2 separate regions of the Mus musculus genome follow, and region 2 is linked to region 1. The links are chromatin loops, found by intact Hi-C in ENCODE. Cell type or tissue: heart. All regions are shown on one strand. Links, peaks and the distances in the headings refer to the core of each region. The heading gives the core; the rest is flanking DNA.

Evidence for each region. Hi-C counts contacts between places; a loop is a spot of excess contacts. Peaks named below come from ENCODE experiments on the same cell type or tissue, not always from the same donor. Only the 100,000 strongest peaks of a DNase experiment are listed, where the experiment ranks them.
Region 2: a loop joins it to region 1, with 5 times the contacts of the local background. A loop is called at or near these places in 10 of 42 quality-filtered maps.

The regions. Positions count from the first base shown.
Region 1 is chr2:118,483,740-118,494,335 of GRCm38, reverse strand. It overlaps the pseudogene Gm13983. Among named protein-coding and RNA genes, the nearest start is that of Srp14, 9.3 kb to the right of the region's middle. In heart, for the core only: a CTCF peak has its summit at 6,333 (motif pointing left); DNase peaks (open chromatin) are centred at 2,875, 3,985 and 7,195; H3K27ac peaks cover 2,983 bases.
Region 2 is chr2:118,690,696-118,701,291 of GRCm38, reverse strand. Pak6 (p21 (RAC1) activated kinase 6) reads right to left here. Exons shown (of 11, transcript NM_001033254.3): 6 at 7,568-8,065; 7 at 7,292-7,425; 8 at 6,872-6,998; 9 at 6,652-6,777; 10 at 5,951-6,085; 11 at 3,272-4,885. The coding sequence ends at 4,718. It overlaps Ankrd63 (ankyrin repeat domain 63), which reads left to right. Exons shown (of 1, transcript NM_001081971.1): 1 at 1-2,189. Among named protein-coding and RNA genes, the nearest start is that of Ankrd63, 8.0 kb to the left of the region's middle. In heart, for the core only: a CTCF peak has its summit at 5,406 (motif pointing right); a DNase peak (open chromatin) is centred at 4,821; H3K27ac peaks cover 208 bases; H3K27me3 peaks cover 6,411 bases.

The DNA of each region.
Region 1 (10,596 bases), core at 1,797-9,796:
TGGGATCCTATGCCTTCTTCTGCTGTACAGATAAACGTGCAGACAAAACACTTATATGCACAACACAAAAATAACCAATTTAAAAGATTCCGGGGCTGGTGAGATGGCTCAGTGGGTAAGAGCACCCGACTGCTCTTCCAAAGGTCCAGAGTTCAAATCCCAGCAACCACATGGTGGCTCACAACCATCCGTAATGAGATCTGATGCCCTCTTCTGGTGTGTCTGAAGACAGCTACAGTGTACTTACATATAATAAATAATAAATAAATCTTTAAAAAAAATAAAAAATAAAAGATTCCGATTCAGATTGAAGGACTTGGAGAACAGCTTATGTATGGGGGTGTAGGGGGACTTTCTCTGGACTGTGCTTACTGGCCTTAAGGTAAACACTCTAGAAGACGCTGGAGTGGTGTGACTCCTCTGTGATGAGTCTGGAGCTCCTCACCATGCTCAGACAGGCATTGTCACCTGTTCTCCTGAGAGCCCACTCATTTTCTCCCTAAATCTTTTGTCTTCCCCTCCCTAGAAGAAGCCATATACACTTCTAGATCTTACTTGCTATTGGTCCCTTCCCTCCTGTGAGGAACACATCTACACACACACACACACACACACACACACACACACACACACACACACACACACACACTCATCCAATGCCAGCGTAACTTAATTATTAAATCCTGGGAAGGTAGAGGGCAAGTTCTTTTTCTCCTACACTAACTGGAAAACTTATAATGGACATTTTAAGGAGACACTTAAGGGAGACACAGAGCTGGGAAGGCTGGTGTCTGTCCTTCCCAGCTATTACTGAACCCCACTCTTCTCTGGCCAGTGTGACCCTCCCTCAGATCTCCCCCATTTCCCAGTCCTGTGTGTGTGACTAAGAACATCCAGCATCCGGAAGCCTCCCGGCTCCTCTATACCAAGAGCTTGGAATTTTTCAGTAAAACTACAGCTTGTTCTTTCCTTCCTTCCTTCCTTCCTTCCTTCCTTCCTTCCTTCCTTCCTTCCTTCCTTCCTTCCTTCCTTCCTTCCTTCCTTCCTTCCTTCCTTCCTCTTTCCCTCCCTCCCTCCCTTCTCTCTCTCTCTCTCTCTCTCTCTCTGCCTCTTCCATCTTTCTTTTTAAAAAACAAACAAACAAATAAACAAACAAAGTGTTGCTATATATTTCAGGCTGGGCTTAACGCACAATAGAGCCTAGAGTAGTTTCAAATTCACAATGATCCTCCTGCCTTAGCCTCAAATACTTGGGTCACAGCCCTGTGCTACTATGTGCCCAGGTAGTTCTTTTTTTACTATCGAATTATTTAATTTATCACTGTGTGTGCATGTGTATTATGTGTGTGGGGGGTACGCATGTCATAGCAACCATTTGTGATCAGAGGACAACCTTGCAGAGTCAGTTCTCCTCTTGCACCTTTCCATGGATTCTGAGGATGGAATCCTGGCTGCCAGGCTCAGGTGGCAAGTGCCTTTACCTGTTGGGCTGTCTTGCTGGCCCCCTCCTAATTTACTCTTCTTGAGAGAAATTCTCAAGTCAAGAGGCCCATGTCGGTTTTAGTCTCTGTCTCTCTTTTCTGTTTTATTTTATTTTTGAAGACATGGTCTTGTTCAGCCCAGCCTGAATTTGAACTCATGACATAGCTAAGGCTGACCTTGAATTCCTGATCTTCCTGCTTCTGGCCTCCAAAGTGCTGGAATTATATATGTACTGTCTTCAAGAGTAGTCAGGGCTCATATTATAGATGTGCACCATCATGCTTGCCATATATATATATTTTTTTTTTGAGACAGGATCTCACACTTTATTCTAGGATGTCCTGGTATTCACTGTGCAGCCCAGACCAGCCTCAGACTCAAAGAAATCTTCCTGCCTTAGTGTTCTAAGAGCTGAGATTACAAGTATTGCCAACTCCCCTGATAATCTTTGTCTTTAAGTGACGATATGAAGTTCTGAATTGAGTTTCTTACTTTCTAACTTTCTAAAAAATATGTTAAATTATATAACACATTTGTGTCTATGTGTGTGGTTATATGCATGTGACTGCAGCTGCCTGTGGGGTTCTGGAGGTGTCAGATTCCCTGGAGCTGGAGCTATAGACAGCTGTGAGCCACCTGATGTGATGTGGGTGCGGGGAACTGAACTCAGGTCCTCTGCAAGCGTAGTAATGGCTCTTAAGCCCAAAAGTAGTGAGGGCTCTTAGCCCCTTGAGGCCATTTCTACTCTACATGGACCTTAGCTGGAGTCTTACCCTTAGCTGTCCTAGCTCCAGTCCCTTTGAGCACCCTGAAATAGCTTTAGAACATCCAAGCTGCACAATTTAAAACTGAAAGGGACCCTAGAATCCATCAATTTCCATCTCTCATGTTGTAGAGGAAGAAACAGGAGCCAGACAGGAAGTGACTGGTCCAATATCATGGGACTGATTAATGAGAGTGGAGCTTAGAACTCAGTGTTCAATTCTTTCTCACAGCTGAGCAGCCCCACTCCAGAGGCTGAGGCCTGGAGTCTAGGGCCTACTTTGGAGACATCATTGAAAGTCCCAGGATGAGTTGTTACTGAAGAGACCCTTCCCGTTTTCCAGAGCTAATGTTCTGGGCTTCGTTGCCCCAGTGGACAGTAGCTGGGTCTGGGGTGGGAGGAGGTAGGGGCAGAGAAAAGCTGTGCAGAGCCACGGGCTCTACTGGGCTCTCAGCCTTGGCTCCTGAGGACTTGCCCCCAACAGACCTCGGAGCAGGTGTGAACCCTCTGTCCCCAGAGTTTCTCATAGAACAGTTTGTTCTGTGGGGGGAGGGATGGGGGTGGGGGGGACAGCAGTCAGTGTAGGCGAGTGAGAGACATTAGTAGGACCCTGGAGCCTGATGCAGCTGCTTCCTGTTGTCAGAGCACTTCCTGCAATGGAGAGACTGGTCTCCCTGGCCTTGACACACACACACACACACACACACACACACACACACACACACACACACACGGAAAGTCTCAGTGAAGAAGCTGCTTATGCTCTTAAGACTTACCAGCTCCCTTGGGGAAGCAGGTCCCTGTCCCCAAATGTGCTCACTCAGTCCTGTCTCCTTGCCTAGTGTGAAAGATTTCTTTTGTCTTCTCTGCACCTGACTGTCTTCCATTCTCTGTTTGTCTTCCTCAGGTTCATTCTTCCCGAGGTCTGCACACAGACTCTCTCTCTCTCTTTCTCTCTCTCTCGCTCTCTCTCTCTCTCTCTCTGTGTGTGTGTGTGTGTGTGTGTGTGTGTGTGTGTGTGTGTTCACTGGCTCTCCTTGACCGTGTAGCATGCCAGTGTGGGCCCTGCCTCCCCCTGCCTTGTCTTGTGGTTTGACATTTCACCCAGGTTTGTTCTGTCTCTTCCTGAAGACTGACAGACAGGAGACTCTGGGTCCCTTACCACTACCTCCTTACTTCAAACCAGTCAGAACTGGCCATATAAGTGACCGGTACAATGACTCCTGAGCACACGTTCTGTGTCTCTCTCGGTTCCTGTCTGAATTTAGTCAGCAGAGCCAGTTTGCCTCAGACACTGGCATGTTGAAATGAAGCACTGTGCTCTTCTGTGGAACATGCTGTCTTCCAGGCACTTGGTCTCCTAATGGGAAGCTGACCATGACCTTGTTTCTTGTGGCTCTTGTGGCCCCCTGGCCTTCCAGGCCCCCTCTGACTCAGCATTAGAGTTGCTATGGGAATGACCTGAGCTGACCACTCCACCCTTAAAAGGATCTCTGCTGTGTAAGTGTTTGCAGGTGGTCAGTGAGGGAGGAGGGAGCGAGGTGGCCGAGCATGGCCACCTCCATCCCACTCTGAGGGTCAGCAAATGTTTTCAGCCTCTGAACCTGCAGCAGGGCCTGGCTCGTACTCCCTACCGGGGTGGGGCAGGGGGGGTGGTTAGGAGGGCTGGAGTGGGGGTGGAGAGAGCAGTAACCTGGTACTCTCAACCCGGCACTCTTCCCGCAATTGTGAAATGGCCTTGGACAAGAGCCAAGCAGGAAGCTGCCTCTAATCTGTGGCCTGGCGCCTGGGGTGTGAGGCCTGCAACTTACTCTTCCCCTTCCCAGTGATGGCCGAGGCTGACATGCAAGCCCACCTGCCAGGAGACACCCTTGGGTAATGGAAAGGTGTCTAAGCCTCCATCCTGCCTACTTTAAGAAGGTGGGGATTCGTGGGTAGGAATTACCTGTGACCGAGCTCCCAGTGTCTGCTTTCCCTTCCTTATCCCATTCTGTTTTCTTAAGAATAAGGAGGAAGCTGTGAAAGTGGTCCACAGCTTCAATCCCAGCACTTGGGAGGCAGAGGCAGGTACGGATCTCTTGAGTTTAGAGCCAGCTTGGTCTACAGAGTGAGTTCCAGGACAGCCAGGGCTGCCTAGTGAGACCCTGTCTCAAAACAAAACAAAACAAAATAAAGCAAAACAGACAGAACAAACACAAACCAAGCTAACCAACCTCTGCGCCCCCACCACCACCACCAAAAGAATAACTAGAAGGTCAGACTAGAAAGATCTTCAGGGGCCTTTGCCTTCCTGGTTCCATCTTGTGACTCAACTTGTTCATGATCCATTGACATAACTGCCCCATCAGATGGGTGGTCTGCTTCTGTGTCTGTTTCCCTTGTTCACCTCCCAGAGTGGTAGAGTGGCTCCTTCGTCGATGGAGATTGAGTGATAACAGGAGAGTATCTCTCACTTTGGGAGTTAGGATGCCTGGGGAGGCGATCTCTGCTGGAATCCTCACTGTATTATTTCCTGGTCATTTACTTCCAAGCTGGAAAGTTTAAACTTGGGACACTTAGGCATGGTGTCACACACCTTTAATCTCAGCACTCAAGAGGCAGAGGCAGTTAGATCTCTTGTGAGTTTCAAGCCATCTTATTCTGCATAATGAATTCCAGGACAGCCAGAGCTGTGCAGTAAGACCCTGTCTTGAAAACAAACAAACGAACTTGGTACCCCTAATCATCATAAATAGAGAACTCCGACTCCCACCCACTAACAGTGGAGGGAGAAAAAGGCCAGGAGGGGAACAAGAGCCTTCACATAGCACTCTGGATGGGGCTGCTTGCATAACAACCAGGCATCCCTGGCTTGTCCTCCGTTTCCTTTTGTACAGTGCGTGGTCCACCCTGCAATAGTGCTGCCCCACCCCCACCTCTGCACAAGGCACACGGAACCAGGGGATGTTTATGGGGTGCAGTCTCTGGCATCTGAAGTGCCACATTAAAATCTAGCCTTCACTCAACATTTCGGCAGAGCACTCCTGTAACCCCAGCACTCAGAATGCAGAGGCAGGGGAATGATGTTCAAGACAAGCATGTGTTGAGTCCTTGGAGCTTGACCTGAGGTGGACAGCAAGGGAATGAAGAAAGGACAGACACACAGACATACCATACAGGAAGCTGGGACTGGGTGGACTAGGCTCTTGGATGGAGAAACCACAGCATCCTGGAAGCTGAGTGTTTATTATATAGACTTGAAGAGGAAGGGGGAGTTACCGTATACAGCTGAACAAGGAGAGATGTTAATACAGACAGATAAACAGGGAGGCAAGATTAAGGTATACTGGATCAAGGTTTGGCTAATGTGGTAGGTACAGTCTCTAGGGGAGTATTCTTTAGTCCCTAAACATGGCAGTGTTGGTGGGATAAAGCTATGACAGACATTTCTGTACACTCTGTCTACATCCACACATGGATCAGAAGAGAAGGCTTTTCCGGGTTCCCTCTGAGCCCCACCCTGGCAGGAGATGGAGACTTTGCTGTTTTTCCATGGGTCTGAGGCTATAATCCTTGAGTGGCTAACCCCACGTCAGCATTACTCATTCAGTCAGGGTTTCACTCGGTTTTCCTCTGATCCCTACAAGCATGAGCTACAATAAAAAATTTTTTTAAAAAAGTGGCGGGCGGGGTGTGTGTGAGACATATGATGAATGGGTCAGGTGAGGTAGCTTACAGGCACAGAGGTGAGGTGAGGTAACCGTTTCTGTAGGGGGAGGGGTGGGTCTTGGGAGGACCAATTAGTTGTGCTCTGGGTACTGTTTGAGTAGGAGTGTGTGAGAACACTGACAGCTGGCTTCTCTGGGTTTCGTTTGTGGGATGTCTCTGTACAGGTCTCATTTAACTCACCCTAGTGAGGAAGACCTTCCCATTTCCAGTTGAGATGGAAGTTCTTAGAAATAAAAGTGGCTTTCGTGGGATGGAGAGATCACTTGTCGCTTAAGATCACTCTTAGCTCTTCCAGAAGACCCAGATTCTATTCCCAGCATCTACACAGCAGCTGACAACCATCTGTGACTCCAGTTCTAGGGATCTGATGCCCTCTTCTGGCCTCTGTGGGCGCTGCATGTGTGTTACACAGACTTACCTGCAGGACAAACACTCATAAACACACACAGAAAATTCTTCTTTAAAAAGTGACTTTCTTTTGGAAACACAACTAGAAAGTGCTGTGTGGAGCCTAGAATTTAAGGATTTGATGATTCTGAAGACAGGATTTTCTTTTTCCCTTGGAGTGTAAGGGAGAACAGGGCCTTGGAATGCAGGTCTAGACCCAGAGAGAGGGAAGATGACAGGAAGAGAGTGAGGTACCAGAGCTGGTCAGTTTTCTCTCTTCTTTCCCTTCTGCCATCTTTATGGCCGACTCCGTGGATGTCTGAAAGGCCCAGTCCCTGGTGTGTGTTCCATCCTGGAACCATCCATATACTCTTCCTGACACAGGGACATTATACACCGGGCCCTAAAGGTCCAGTCCCTACTTCCTCTTGGTGTCGTTTAATCCCTTTCTTGGTACTTTAGTGACAGTGGGCACGAAATATTCAAATCTCAGGACTGTTAGGAGGACTCGAAAGAACACAGGGAAGGGCCTAGAAATGAGCCTGGCACTTAGTAACGTCTCAGTAAACACGTGCTAAGCTGTTCAATGAAATTAGTCCCTCTAACAGAAACAGGTCTGTTTTGGATATCCACACAGTGAGTGCTTTGCACCATAGGGTGCCTGGTTAGTCCCTGTACAGCGAATGGATAATTCCACGGTCCACAGAAAGCCAAGCTCCCTCCTGAAGCATATTTTAAAGATAAAGCCCACAATCTAGGATATTCTTGTCTGTCTACGGTAAATTATTATCCAAGCTCTAGGAGATCCTGGGCGCCTACCGCTGCACCTGTCCATTGATGCTATGCCGTCCCCTGCTGGCTGGGAGGAGTACTGCAGGTGGGTCCCTGGGAGACTGAGCTGGGAGAGGGGTGCTGGAAGACACTGGGGCCTCCTCAGCTTTGTCTAAGGGAGCAAGAAGGGCGGTGCTAATGGCATGCGTCTGGAGGCTCTAGAGACTTCCTAAACCTCGGAGGGGCTTCGGGGACAGGTACTGAACTTCCGAAAGCGTCTGGCTATATAGCTCTTGTTAACCTGGAACTCACTAGCTAGATCAAAGTGGCTCCAACTAGCATCTATCTTCCTCTGCTTCTGCAGTGCTGGGATTGCAGGCACGTGAAACCATGCCCTCTCAGTTCTCGGATGTGGAAGTGACTTTAGGAATTAGTGTAAGCCCCTATGGGATGGTGGAATTATCTCTGTGCATCTGGTAGTCAACCCTTTGGGGTAGGAAATGATCCCCATAAATAATGTACCCAGGTTTCACACAAAAATGAGGGACCAGGGCAACCCCAGACTCTCTGGCCCCAAGTGGAAGCTGTTCACATGGTCTCTGTAGGGTACTGGGGGCAGGATTAAAATGTATCACTCCATTCTGAGGGAGAGGGCAGGGTGGCAATGAGTCCCCAGAGTTAGGGAGTCTCCCACATGTATACAACCAACACTTACTGACTGGAGAGAAGAGTAGGAATTAGCAGCTTTGAGTAGCAGCGTTCAGAGTGTGTGCCAACATGCCAGTGTGGTTACTCTTCGTAGGAACACTCAGGCTTCCGAACACACTCTTTTTTCCCACTGGCTTTCCCTGGGGTGCCTTCCTCACTAGAGCTAATCTCTTCCCACTGACCCACTAGGTCTCCAGATCTTGGGACTTCCTCTGTCACCCTGAGTCCAGCCCAGCCCTGTGTCATTCCATACTTCCTTTCAGTCACCCACTTTATCTTCAGCTCACTTTAAATTCAGTTCACTGATCCTGGGTGAGGCAGCTCGGAAACCTAGATCTACTCAGACAACTGAAAACAGTCCCCCTGGCTCAGAGGACAGTCCCTGTAAGGCACAGCATCTGTGAGTCTCGGTGCTTCTGTTTTACAGGTGGGAAACCAGAGCAGCCACCTCCAGCCTGGTTGACTGGAGCCATAACGGTGCATGATCTGATAGACCATGCACTCTTCTCCAGGGAGGCAGGCGCTTCCATGGTTCCTGACACCCCCATTTTGTAGCTGAGAAAATTAAGGTGCTTATAGATTCAAGTAAAGGTGGAATAAACAAAATAATGGACAGGAACGAAGATGAAAGTGAAAGAAATTCAAAGAAAACAAACAATCCTCACCTTACACCACACTAGTGTACACACACACACACACACACACACACACACACACACACACAGTGGGTTGGTGGGTTGGTTAGTAGGGAAGAGAAAGAGTGAACCTAAGGAAAGGAAGCTAGAAATGTAGCTCAGACTGTAAAGTGCTAGGTTTGATTCCCAGCTTTGCATAAAACTGGGCGTGTATTCAGGAGGTGGAAGCAGGAGGGTCAGAAGTTCAAGGTCATCCTCCACACTAGGGAGCTCCAGGCTGGCTTGAGCTACTTAAGAGCCTGTCTCCATTCCTGGTTCCCCCAGAAAACCATGCATGTGATCAAACAAACAAGATCCATGCAGAGGAATACAAAACCCAAAGTAGACCCTGAGCTTTGGCCAACCTGCCAATCTTGGTTGATTTGTGATCTCTTCGGTGGCTTCCTTTGGCCGTTATTGGCTAGCAGTGACCTGCATCTTGAGATGGTCACACCACACTTTGTTGGGTGGGGCAGATGTTCTGCTCTGGTAGAGCAATCTGAAAGAAAATGGCAGCTGGTGATGGGCTGGCTGTACGTCTGCCAACCAGTTGGCCTTTAGGCAGCTACGGGGTACCTTCAATACTATCCTGCTTTTCAGAGAAGAAACTCATAAGAAAAAAAAGTAACTTGTCTCTCAAGGTGTGTGTGTGCGTGTGTGCGTGTGTGCGTGTGTGTGTGTGTGTGTGTGTGTGTGTGTGTGTGCGTATAGTTACATATATATACAGTTTTGAAATTTTTTTTTAAATCCAAAGCAGAACAAGAATAGGTGTATTTTTTCCAAGGGAAAGCATTCCTGTCGACATTGCTCAGGGCTGGCTGGTTCTAGCCTGTCGTTTCATTTGGCTGAGAAGGACCACATGGCAGGCAGTCCCGGAGATTCTTATGCCTGGACAGACAAACTCTGTTGAGAGGAGGGGCAACTCTCTTACAAACTCATTTCTGAATTCCTGGTTTATAAATGTGTCTGCTATTTGCCTCTGAATGAGTTGTTACATCTACCCAGTTCCCTTAGTGATGATAATTTTGACAAAAAGATATGACGAAGATTTTAACAAAAACCATGACCATCATTTCCTTTTATTAAATAATTCACCATATCAAGGTTCCAGTCATTTGTCTACAGACACCGACAGGTGGACACGAGACACAAATTTGCCAAGTCAGAAGTGGTCACTCTCTATTTTTGTTTTGTTTTTGAGCCTGGGTTTTGCTATTCCGGGTATTTGCTGGCTCTAAAACAGCAACTCCCACCCACCTCCATCTCCAGAGTGCAGCGCTTCCAGGCATGTGTGCCACACTCAGCTCATGACTAGGCTCCTACATTTTTTTAAAAAGGGATTTATTTTTGTCTTGGTGTATAAGTATTTTGCCTGCATGCGCGTCTATGTATTATATGCGTGCCTGGGGTCCTCAGAAACCAGAAGAGGATATTGGATCCCTGGAACTGGCAGTCGTGAACTGTCATCTGGGAGCAGGGAATTGAACCTGGGTCCTCTGCAACAGCAACAGGTGTTCTTACCTGCTGAGCCATCTCTCCAGCCCACGCCTAGGTTTCTGATCATACTTTCATGTGTTCCTCCTAAGAAGGCAGGATCACAGTTGTTGGCTAGGGTGTGTAACATGCCGCAGTCATGGCCAGCTCTGGGTCTGGGTACCCGGACATCCTCCTGGCCAAGTGACTAGGGCTGTGCAGGTTGCTATTGACATTGGGTACCGTCACCCTGACTGTGCCCAGTGCACCAGAATGAGAAAGCAGTGGGAGTGGTCTTCCAGGAGATACTCAAGGAACAGGTAGGGCACACCAGTTCTTCATCATCAGCAAGCTGTGGTGTACGGTGCATGACAGGGACATGGTGAAAGGAGCCTGCCAGAAGACACTCGGCGACCTGCCACTCTACTGCCTGGACCTCTGCCTTGTTCACTGGCCAGCAGGCTTCAAGCCTGGGCCTGACTATTTCCTGTGGATGCATCAGGAAACATGATTTTCAGTGACACTGATTTGGGGGACCACTCGGACAGCCACGGATCACCTAGAGCATGAAGGTTTGGTGAAAGCAATCGGTGTCTCTGACTTCAACCCTCTTCAGATCAAGAGGATCTC
Region 2 (10,596 bases), core at 1,299-9,298, 210 kb before region 1:
TAGGAAGGATTTTTGCTTAATTGTATTTCTCCCAACCCTCAAAAGAACTCGTGTTTTGAGCCTTTGTGTATGAAGCAGAAAGCAGCAGGTCTGATCCGAGGCTTAAGAACCTGACAACGTCTCTTTAAATAGCACCTCAGCGAGGGGGATAATTGACTGTAGTGTTTGCCACGTTAAACGGCGACGGGCGCGGGAGTCGAGAGCCCACACGAACTGCAGGTCCCGGTCTAAATTACATCAAACTCCCGAGAGAGCATAGGAGGGGGCTGCTAAACGTCTCCTGCTTCTTGCTGGGCTGTTAATGGAGGGCAGGGCAGATGATGGATGCTAGATCAAGACCAAAGACCCCTGCCTGGGCCCCACCGCGTGGGATGCTGGCCCAGCCCAGCTTCCAGCTTTTATTACTGGGCAGATTAGTGAGTCAGAGGCAACTGTGGAGAAGTAGTTAGGCCCCCTCCCCGCGAAGTCTTTTGTCCTCTCCATCTCCGCCCCTGCCCTCCAACACTGTACCTCCTCAGAGAGAAGGCGAAGAAAGGAGTTTGACAGATTGCATGCTCTACGACCCCAGTGTCAGTGCTAACTCCTGGTGGAAAATCTGTACCAGCAGGGTGGGGTAAAAACTCCTGCTTCAAAGCAGTGAAGGTTTTCTGGCCGTGATAGTACCTCGGGTTTCTAGTTGTGAACCCCGAAGAGTGAGCATTTAAGTCCCTCACTTGTCTGCGATAAAGTCTTTGAAGACGTTGATCTTTGTGGAAGATCGTCTTTGTGGAAAGGTTTCTCACCAGTATCTCTGAGAGAACTTCCCAGAGAGAATGCTGGTGCTCAGAAACTGGGTCTGCGGTTGAAGCGTAGGAAGTCGGAAACCAGTTTTTGCAGGGGCCAGAGAGCTCCGCAGTTCCTGCCCTCCCTCGCTAACGTCCGAGGCCGCGCGCCAGCCCACATTTGGGACCGTGATCCTTGCTGCCCCCTAGTGGCACCTCTGCATTCTCCCCGCTGCGCCCCGGGAGCTCAGACTTGGCTTTCTTCGGGAGATCATTGATGTGTAACTTCTCCCTCTGTGTGCTTTTTACCCATAAAGCGTGTTCCTCTTGTAAAATATTAAATCCGGATACTTGAAGTCACTTCACTTCAATGAAGTGAGGAACAGTGAACAAGGAAAGTCAGCACTGGGTGTGGTAAGAAGTGCTCAGAAGCCCAGCAAAGACCCCTTTACCAAGAACCCCAAGTTATTTTGCAAGCTAAGGCTACTGTTGGAAGATCGCCTGCTGTCTTTAGAACAACTGGAGCTGCCAACCCTTATGACTTCTGAGCCTTGACCTGACCATTTGTGTTGTCTTACGACAGTTGCTATTCATTCTGGGATGATCTCTCTGCCACCCCACCCCACCCGGACACACACAGACACTCCTGGCCTCTGTCCCACACACCTGCACACATACACCTGCCTTTTCTCACCCCGAGGGGCAGACGAACAGTATACCACAGTGTCTGAAAAGTCAGAGGAGGTCAGGGCTGGGACACTCCAAGTGAATAGTGTTTTTCCTCTGACCCTTCGTCCCTCACATTCTATTTTCAACTATGTTTACTTTTAGTGACTTTTTTAATGGTGTAAGGATACAATTTTTTGGCTTACAAGCACCGTGGCATTTGGCTCACACATTGTGTCAGGGGTGCTGCCAACCATCCAGTGTCACTGATATGTACCCTGTGGGAACGTCACTTTGGTCAGTCTCTGTTGGGTAAATGATTGCTCTTGTCTGTGGTCTGTGGAGTTGCTGGAACATGGGTGGTTGAAAATGGTTTTTCTGATACACTGTAGATCTTTCCCATCTCAACTGAGTTGTGGGCCTTGTTGTCTGCCCTTAGCCTTAGCTAAGCCTTAGCAGGCTCTGTACAGAACTCCAGCACACTTCACTCGCTCTGGACTTCCTGTTAGCTCTAGGTATACTGAGGCTGTGGTCCTCCCTCGTCCCCTCCTGCAGTAGGAAAAGACTTTGCTGCATATTCTGCCTTTCCTGTTATTGTCGTCATCATCGTCGTTGTGAAGAGTCAGTCACCCCAGCCACTGGCACTTAGCGCTGGTTGGTGTGGAAGGGTATGAAGGACGTTGGCACATGCATTTGGAGCGATGTGCTGAAAAAGACTGGCAGGGGAGGCACAGCTAATAAACCCAGTGTTGTTGCATTGGAGACCTGGCCTCTCTTTGCCTTCCTGCTCACTGCTGCCTCTTGGCTTCCTTTGAAAAGATGGAAGCACACACTTGATTTGGAGGTACTTCCTACCTTCATCAGCCCTGGCCATGGCCATTCTACAAGTCATGGGGGCTGCTTCTCAATGAACCAATGAACCGCTGCTGGGGCTGGGGCTGGGGCTGGGGCTGGGGCTGGGGCTGGGGCTGGGCCTGGGCCTGGGGCTGGGGCTGGGGCTGGGGCTGGGGCTGGGGCTGGGCCTGGGCCTGGGGCTGGGGCTGGGGCTGGGGCTGGGCCTGGGCCTGGGGCTGGGGCTGGGGCTGGGGCTGGGGCTGGGGCTGGGGCTGGGGCTGGGGCTGGGGCTGGGGCTGGGGCTGGGGCTGGGGCTGGGGCTGGGGCTGGGCCTGGGCCTGGGGCTGGGCCTGGGGCTGGGGGGGCTGGGGCTGGGGCTGGGGCTGGGGCTGGGGCTGGGGCTGGGGCTGGGGCTGGGGCTGGGCCTGGGGCTGGGGCTGGGGCTGGGGCTGGGGCTGGCTCCTTGCTCCAAGTTAAGTGGTTTCAATGAGCACTGTTTTGAGTATAGAGCTCAGAAAAGGAAGATTGGAATCACTGTCGGAGTAAAAGTTAAAAGATATTTTTGCCACTTCCCAACCCCAGGGCTAGAACCCAAGTCTCTGGTCACTTCCCTACTCTTTTGAAATGTCAGAGTCCTTCAGTTTTAAGAAAGGAACATGGGCTGCTTTCGGGGAACTTTCTATGGGCAGCCTGAAGACCAGGAGAAGGGAGAAACCAACCTTGAATGAGGCCAGTCTCTGTGGCCTTGGGTTGCTAGGGCCCTCCCCCACACCTCCGCCTGGTGGCTCCTCGGCCCTGACCAGAGCCTTCTTCGCCCTTTCTTCCAGCCCCAGGGCCTTCCACGTCCCGGCTCCTCCTTCCTCGGCCCTCATTCTAGGTGTCCAAGCCAAAGAAGCTGGGTGATTTGTGGATTCAAGTAACCACAGAGGAGCCCTACCAGGCACCCACTCCAAGGGCATCCAGTTCCAAGAAAGCCTGGCTCCAATCCCAGAGAATGAAAAACCCAAAGGTTCGAACATTTAGTTTAATTTAAAACAGGCACAAGTGCAAACAAGTCACAAAAATGTCTAGGGAAGGATGCTTTTGTTTTTTTAAAACTCTGACCCTTAAAAAAAAAAAAAAGACCTTGCAATTTTTTTTTTTTTTTGCCCTAATGCAGGTCATCAGGGAACAGAGGAGTCTAAAAATATTATCTGGATCGGGTCCAGACACTAGAGTTCTTCCTTGGCATTCCCTGTCTCACAACAGCCAGGAAGGTGGGAAGGGAGGGAGGTCAAGGAGGCAGGGAAGTATCAACAGGACAGCTGGGGCAGCAGGCTCACAGAGGAGGTGCCCATCCCTCGCTCGGCATGAGGGACCCCCTCCGGGAGGTGGTTCACCTTTCTGTCCCAGCCCAGGGTTCTGAAAAGGAGGGGTCCCTGATCTGGCCGCTAAGAAGTTGCTGACAGGTAAAACAAAGTTTATTCCCTTACTATTCCTGCCTCAGTATGGGAGAAACTCAGAAACTTTGAGGGCCCCCAGCATGTGTTAGACTTGACATACACACACCCCTTCCCTGTTTAGGTAATAACATGAGACTTGAGAGGCAGAAAGCCAGGTCCAAAAAGCAGATTCCTTCAGAATGGAGCTTGGTAGAAAAGAGGTGGACAGCTCTTCTGAGGCTCTCTGTGGGTGACTGGAAGGACCTGGGCCACTGGGGGAAGTTTACACACACACACACACACACACACACACACACACACAGAGAGAGAGAGAGAGAGAGAGAGAGAGAGAGAGAATGTTCTCTACATCCTGGACAATGGAACCACGTTTACTGCCAACCCCACTCTCTCTCAGAAGATTCCCCCCTGGCTGCTCTCATGGTCTACACACAGGCTATTCACAGTTCCGTAGAGGTTTTCTAGGGCGAGGCAGTGCCAGGGAACAGACAGGAAACAGGTGCAAGTGGGGCTTCCAGAAGTCAGACCAGAGGAGGAAGAAGGATTCAGGCAGCGAAATCCTTCCCCGTGGCCCTCTGGGACTCCAGGGTTTGAAGCTTCAGTTGAGAATAGCAAGTGTCCATGTGGAGATGGAGCATGCACCCTCTTGGTTGCCCCAGGTCACTGTGGACACTGCCTTTAAAAATCTGCAGCAGCCTGTCGGCTTTGCTGGCTTGCGGCCAAGAGCACCACTCTCCGCGTTTCTTAGAAACATCCCTGTGCAAATAACAAAGGGCCAAACCTGCAGAAGGGGTCACTGTCATCCCAAAGGCAACTGGGACTCTGGGGAGTGAAACCAAGGGGGGCAGGTCCGGCCTGGCCCAGCGGGCAAAAGGGCAGGAGGGAAGGTGCGGAGCTTCACATTCGATCTTTGGAGAGAACACTGAGAGGGCAAGGCGGGTAGGCCTTGCCAATGGAACGGCTGTCCAGTGTCCTTTGCCTGTGGGCACAGGTGGCAGGTGCACCCTGGGTGCGGGCTCAGCAGGTGGAGGTCTGCTTGCGGTAGAGCTGTATCAGAGGCACCAGACACTCAGGCAGCCCCGTCTGCAGCAGAAACGGGTGATCCAGAAGCTCCTGGGCCGTGGCTCGCTCTTGGGGTTCCCGTACCAGCATCCGATCCAGGAAGTCTCGCAGCACTGGAGAGACCTATGGAACAGAACCGTGAGGGGGTGAGGGGAAGCCATGGCTCGCAGTCACTTCTCGGCGGCCTGATTGCTGGGCCCCCACTAGCTCCACACCTCATCTTCTCTGCTTTCTTACTTTCTGGTTCCTCCCAGGCGCACTGATGATTGGCTTAGGAGGCAGGAGAAGGAGGCCAGTTCACCTGTTATGAGAGCGGCAGAGCAATGAATGGGATGAGGATGTCTGGAAGTCTGGGTGGCTGGGTTCCACACACGGCCCACTCCCCCTGCCTGCTTCTCGGGGCTCTTGGCTTTCAGGCTCTGCAGCTCTGCGAAAGGGGCATGGAACTGGCATCAGCGATCCAGTTCCTCATCTACCGGGCTGCCTGGGGAATGCTACAGAAGGCTGCCCCCCTGGAGCAGTTAACTAACTAACGGGTGCTCTTTGAGACCTGCTCATCTCAGGCTTCGCAGGGCAGTCTCCAGGGACCAAGCTGTCTTAGAGCCTGTTAGAAACCGGGCATCAATCCTCTGGGGCATTTTTTAGCTTTGGCCACTAGGTGGCAGTACCATTTAGCTGTCTGTCCTGTGGCAATCTGGCAGCAGGGGAATGGATTTATTTGGCAGGAGAGAGTTAATTATAATAAGTATAGATACTGGGTCTAAGGCGCAAACAGTGGCTCAGCTATGATCGAGATGTGTCATACAGGAGGACAAGCCCAATCATGTGATGGCACTGTGTTGGTATGGGCCCCAGACAAGTAGAATGGAAGGATTTGTACTCTGGATTCCTCCTTGGGAGACAGCTAGGGCTCCTCTTCCTCCTCATAGGGATAGGCGAAGAGCCTGCTGTGTCGTGGCTCTCCTGCTGCAGCTGCAGGTGGGAATTTGTTGGCATGAATCTGATGGTTGGTACATACATGTGACTGCACAGGTTTTATGTGGAAAAAGACCAAAAACATATATGTGGATATATATATATATATATATCCTTCTGAGTCCATGGCTCCAGGTCCCTGTCCTCCTGTCTCAGGAGAAATGGGCTTGGGGGTATGAGGTTGAGGAGTTCACACCTAACACAATAACTGACCTTGTAAGAGTTCTTTAGCTTGGGTGGGGCGCTGTCCCGCAGCCTCTTCATGGCTTGCACTGGGGAGTCACTGAAGTAGGGGGGTTCTCCATCCACCATCTCAATCACCATGATGCCCAGAGACCAGATATCCACCTGCGGGAGAATAGCCCTGACTCTGCTGCTGGGGTCTGGCTCTTGGTGGCAGTGTGTTGGATGGAGTATCTTGTCTCCTACCAGGTGCCCTAGTGTGGCTGCCTCCTTCCCTCACCCCCTGGTCCGATGCCCTACGTTCAGCCCCTTTTTGTATGAGTGGCCAGTGACCATAGAAACCACCCCTCATGGAGAACACTGGCCATAAGCAAGTGCAGAAGAGAGCAGTGTGTGGCAGGGCCTGCTGCATAGTGAAGTCCAGGTGAGAGTAACTCCATCAAAAAGGGGAGGCAGGTCAGGGTGCAATGGTGCAGACCTTCAGTCCCAGCATTTAGAAGGCAGGGGCAGGCATATTTCTGTGAATTTGAGGCCAGTCTGCTCTACATAGTGAGTCCCAGGAAATGGAGGACACAGAGAGACCCTGTCTCAAAAGGAAGGCAGCGGGTAGGTACTGATTAAGTGGAGACCTCAGAACCGGGGTCATTAATAGTGGAAATACTTAACATGGGCAAGACCGAGGAGCTACGTGGCCCGAAGCCTGGAGAGCTGGGGATGGAGGGAACCCTTACCTCAGTAGCGTACAGGGATCTGGAGATCACTTCAGGAGCCATCCAGTATGGAGTTCCTACCAGGGACTTTCTCTTGGGAACATCTTTGCTGATCTGAGCACAGAACCCAAAGTCTGAGAGCTTCACCTGGAGTTGAAAAGGAAGTAGGTAGAGACCAGGAAGAGGAGTGGCACCAGAGAGAACAGGGAGGGCAGCTGAGCCGTGGAAAGGGAGGACCTACCCTGCCATCAAGGGTCAGCAGGATGGAATCACTCTTGATATCTCGGTGGATGACACCCTGGGCGTGCAGGTAAGCCAAGGCCTGAAGCACAGCTTCACACACAGTGGCAATCTGCTCCTCATTCAGTCTGGACAGGGAAGGCAAGCCACCATGGGAGAGCCATGTGGTCAGCATGGCTGGGCTGGGTAGGAAGGAGTCCCGGGCAAAGGGACTACAACTCCCAGGCTGCAGACTCAGCAGGCTGCAACCCCGGAGTACACGTTTTTCTTGCCCATTTTTAATCTAAGACCATGGAGTCTCAGTTACCCCAAATAGGCAGGAGTCTAGTAAGATCAGTCCTATTGGCCAGAGGCAACTGATCTCCACGTCTAAGCAGTGGTGGGGTGGCCTTCCCTCTGCCCAGCCCTTTCAGATGCCCACCTGACTTGGGAGATGATGTCTGTGAGGGCCCCGCCCTGCAGGAACTCCATCAACACCCACAGCTCCTCTCCTACCAGGTAACTCTTGTACATCTCCACCACGTTGAGGTGCTGGTAGTCACGCATGATCACCACCTGAGGGCAGAGAGAAGCCTGAGTACCCAGCACAGCATCCCATGGTCAGGCCATCCTGTTCTCCTGCCAAGTCAGCCCCACGTGCCGTGCAAGCCTCATTGAACACTTCTACTGCCCTGCGGGCATCCCGCCAGGTCCCCACCTCATTAAAGAGCAGCTCCCTGCGTTGCTGCTTCCTGAGGTCCATCATCTTGACTGCTACCTGGCGACCTGAGTGCTTCTCCCGGGCCAGACACACAATGCCCGTGGAGCCCTCCCCAATCTTCACGTAGCTGTCCAGCAGCAGCCGAGGGTCACCCTGGTCCACCACCATCCTGAGCGCAGCCTTGAACTGTTCATGGGTCACAATGCCCGTGTCTTCGCCACCCAGGGCCCCCTTGGCCACTGTGGGGTCCTGGGGCAGGTAGAGATTGCTGGTGCTGATCTGAGCATGCCGGGTACGGGGGGAGCCTGCTGGAGAAGACCGGCCTGGAAGTGGACCAGCGGCTGGAGCTGTGCGGAGGGACTTCTGGGGGCTGCTGGTATCTGAGGTGGTCAGAGGACTGAAGGTCCCCATGGGCTGCTCTGAGGGCAAGGACTGGGCCTTGGCTACCAGGTTTGAAGAGGAGTCTTTTTGTGGTGGTCGGAAAGCAGAATTGGGCTGCAAAGACAAGGAAAGAGACAATATTGGGTGTGTTAAGGAACATTTGAGACAAGCTTCCTAAAGGCAGGGTTGGCTGCTGTGGCCTGGACACTAGCAGGGCCACCCAGGACTTCAGATTAAATTGAGGAAGCAAACAATGGAGCTGAACCTGACCAGAGCAGCAGATGTACCCCCTACCCCCCAGGGGACAGGCACAGGAGCATCTCTTTATACCCACTCTCCCACTCCCAGGGGAGACAAAGACAGTAACCCCCCCCCGGGGGGGGCCTCAAGCTAGGTATTTCTTCCTGAGCAACTGACAAGCAGGCCTCAGGGAGACAGATTTCTCAGGGAAGCTGGGTCAGAGGCTCCTGGTGTGAGTGGAGGTGGCCCTGGGCAAGAGGCAGTGGGTAGCTGTGACTGGCTCCCAAAACCGAGACAGGGAAGGAGCCATGGCTGCTGTGTGGCAGCATTCTTGTGAGGCTGTGTATCTAGGAGGTTAGGCTCTTGGCTAAAACCCTTGGAGGAAAAAGTGGGGGGGGGGCAGCTACTCTCAGCCTCAGTTGGGGGTGACACAGAGGAAAGACAGCCCATCCTTGAAAGCTGGTGAAGCCCTCTCCTATCTGAGCCTTCCTGCCAGCGCTGGAGCAAAAGGAGCCCACCCCTCACCACCCCTTCAGGAGTCTTGTATTTTTAAAAGGCTTGTGAAGAGGGACCCTACAGGGGCTACACAGAAGGTTGTCTAGGGTGCCCCTAACCTATCCCAGGGGCAGATGTCTGCACTCACTAGGTTTCACACATGGCCACAGCACTGAACCCTCTCAAGGAAATCTCCTCGAGCTGCCACTTTAGGCTTGCTCAGGTGCCCCAAATCTTGGTTCTGACATAGGCTTGCCAGCTCTATGCTATTCCCAGGCTTTGGGGACTCACTCTAAGCAAGACCAGAGCCTTGCTAGGGTTCTGCAAGTACACAGGGGTGGTTGAAGGAAGATTCTGTCAAGCCTTTAAGAGCCCCAGCTAGAGAGCATTTATCTGGAAAGTCTGCTTTGAAGGGAACTACTCCCCTGAGTTTGCCTCTGAGCCCATGATGACTGCTTCCACTGCGGGAGAGCCCTGGCATACACAATGGCCCATGAGGGTTCTCAGTGTCCTCTATGGGGATGGGCAGCGTGGTGACTGGCAGGTCAAACAAATGCTGTCAGAGCCCATCTCAGTGTTAGCACCTCTTTCTTTTAGACCCCTGTAGCTGACCCAAGCAGACACAGGAATCAACTGACCCTGACCTCCCTAGTGCTATGCTCTGCCCTGTCACACCTTAGCTTAGTAGAGATGTCTCCCAAGTCACAGCCTTCCAGAAACCCCTAATATCACAGATATGTGGGGACAGGAGTGTATGAAGCCAAAAGGCCTCCTCGGTGCCTCAGCTGGAAGTGGCCTGGAGCACTAGTAGGCATTCTCCAGTTCAGGCTACACCCCAGTCATACCATCACCACAGCAAGGATCCAGCTTGCTCCCAATGCCCTCCCGTTCAAGGGGAGGCCCAACCACCATGAGCAGCTGTTTCTTAGGCATGGCTTAAAACCCTCAAGCTCGGGGGCTGGTGAGATGGCTCAGTGGGTAAGAGTACCCGACTGCTCTTCCGAAGGTCAGGAGTTCAAATCCCAGCAACCACATGGTGGCTCACAACCATCTGTAACAAGATCTGACGCCCTCTTCTGGAGTGTCTGAAGACAGCTACAGTGTACTTACATATAATAATAAATAAATAAATAAATAAATCTTTAAAAAAAAACCCTCAAGCTCATCCTGTCTTTCGGGGGCTCGATAATAACTATCCACTGTGATTGCAATGCTTTGTAGACAAGATCCAGGAGCCTGGAAGGTCTGAGATGGGATGACGGCTCTAAGAGAGGACCTTTCCTGCTTGCTCCTGTGATTCACTGGAGACCCTAGGTGAGCTCACTCTGAGTTGGTCATCATCTACCAAGTGAGAAATGGTGGCCCTGTCACTGCAGATAGGATGGGCAGGCAGGCGGGCAGGCGAGTAGGGAACCATGCTAACCTGCCTGCCAAGAAATGCCACCAAGTCTCCCTCCCCCCTGTCTCAGGAAAGAAGCCCTCTGTCCTGCCACTCCAAGTTCTGGTGCACAGTCAGATCTCCTGATTTTCATAGCTCACACTCTTCTGGAAAGTTGTACCCCTCCAGGGACATTAGAGAATCAAGCACATGTGGAAGTGAGAACTGAGGTCTGATTCCTCTGTGACCCTTTGGTCTTCTCTTGACACATTGCAGAATAAATAACTATGGAGAGAAAACGAAGAGAAGAAAGAGGAGGAAGTGGAGGAGGTCACTGTAGGCATCAAGCGATACCCAGAATCCCCTGCAGTTCTCAGGGAACCAGGGGCTTCAGAACTGCCCCCAAAGAGGGAGGCAGAGAGACCCTGTCCTCTCCAGGTAAGGACACATATCCCTACTTGGGCCTTGAGGTTCTGTCCTGAGATTTTGGTTAAAGATGCTTTTAAAGGAGGGTCTGCCTCTCAGTGTGGAG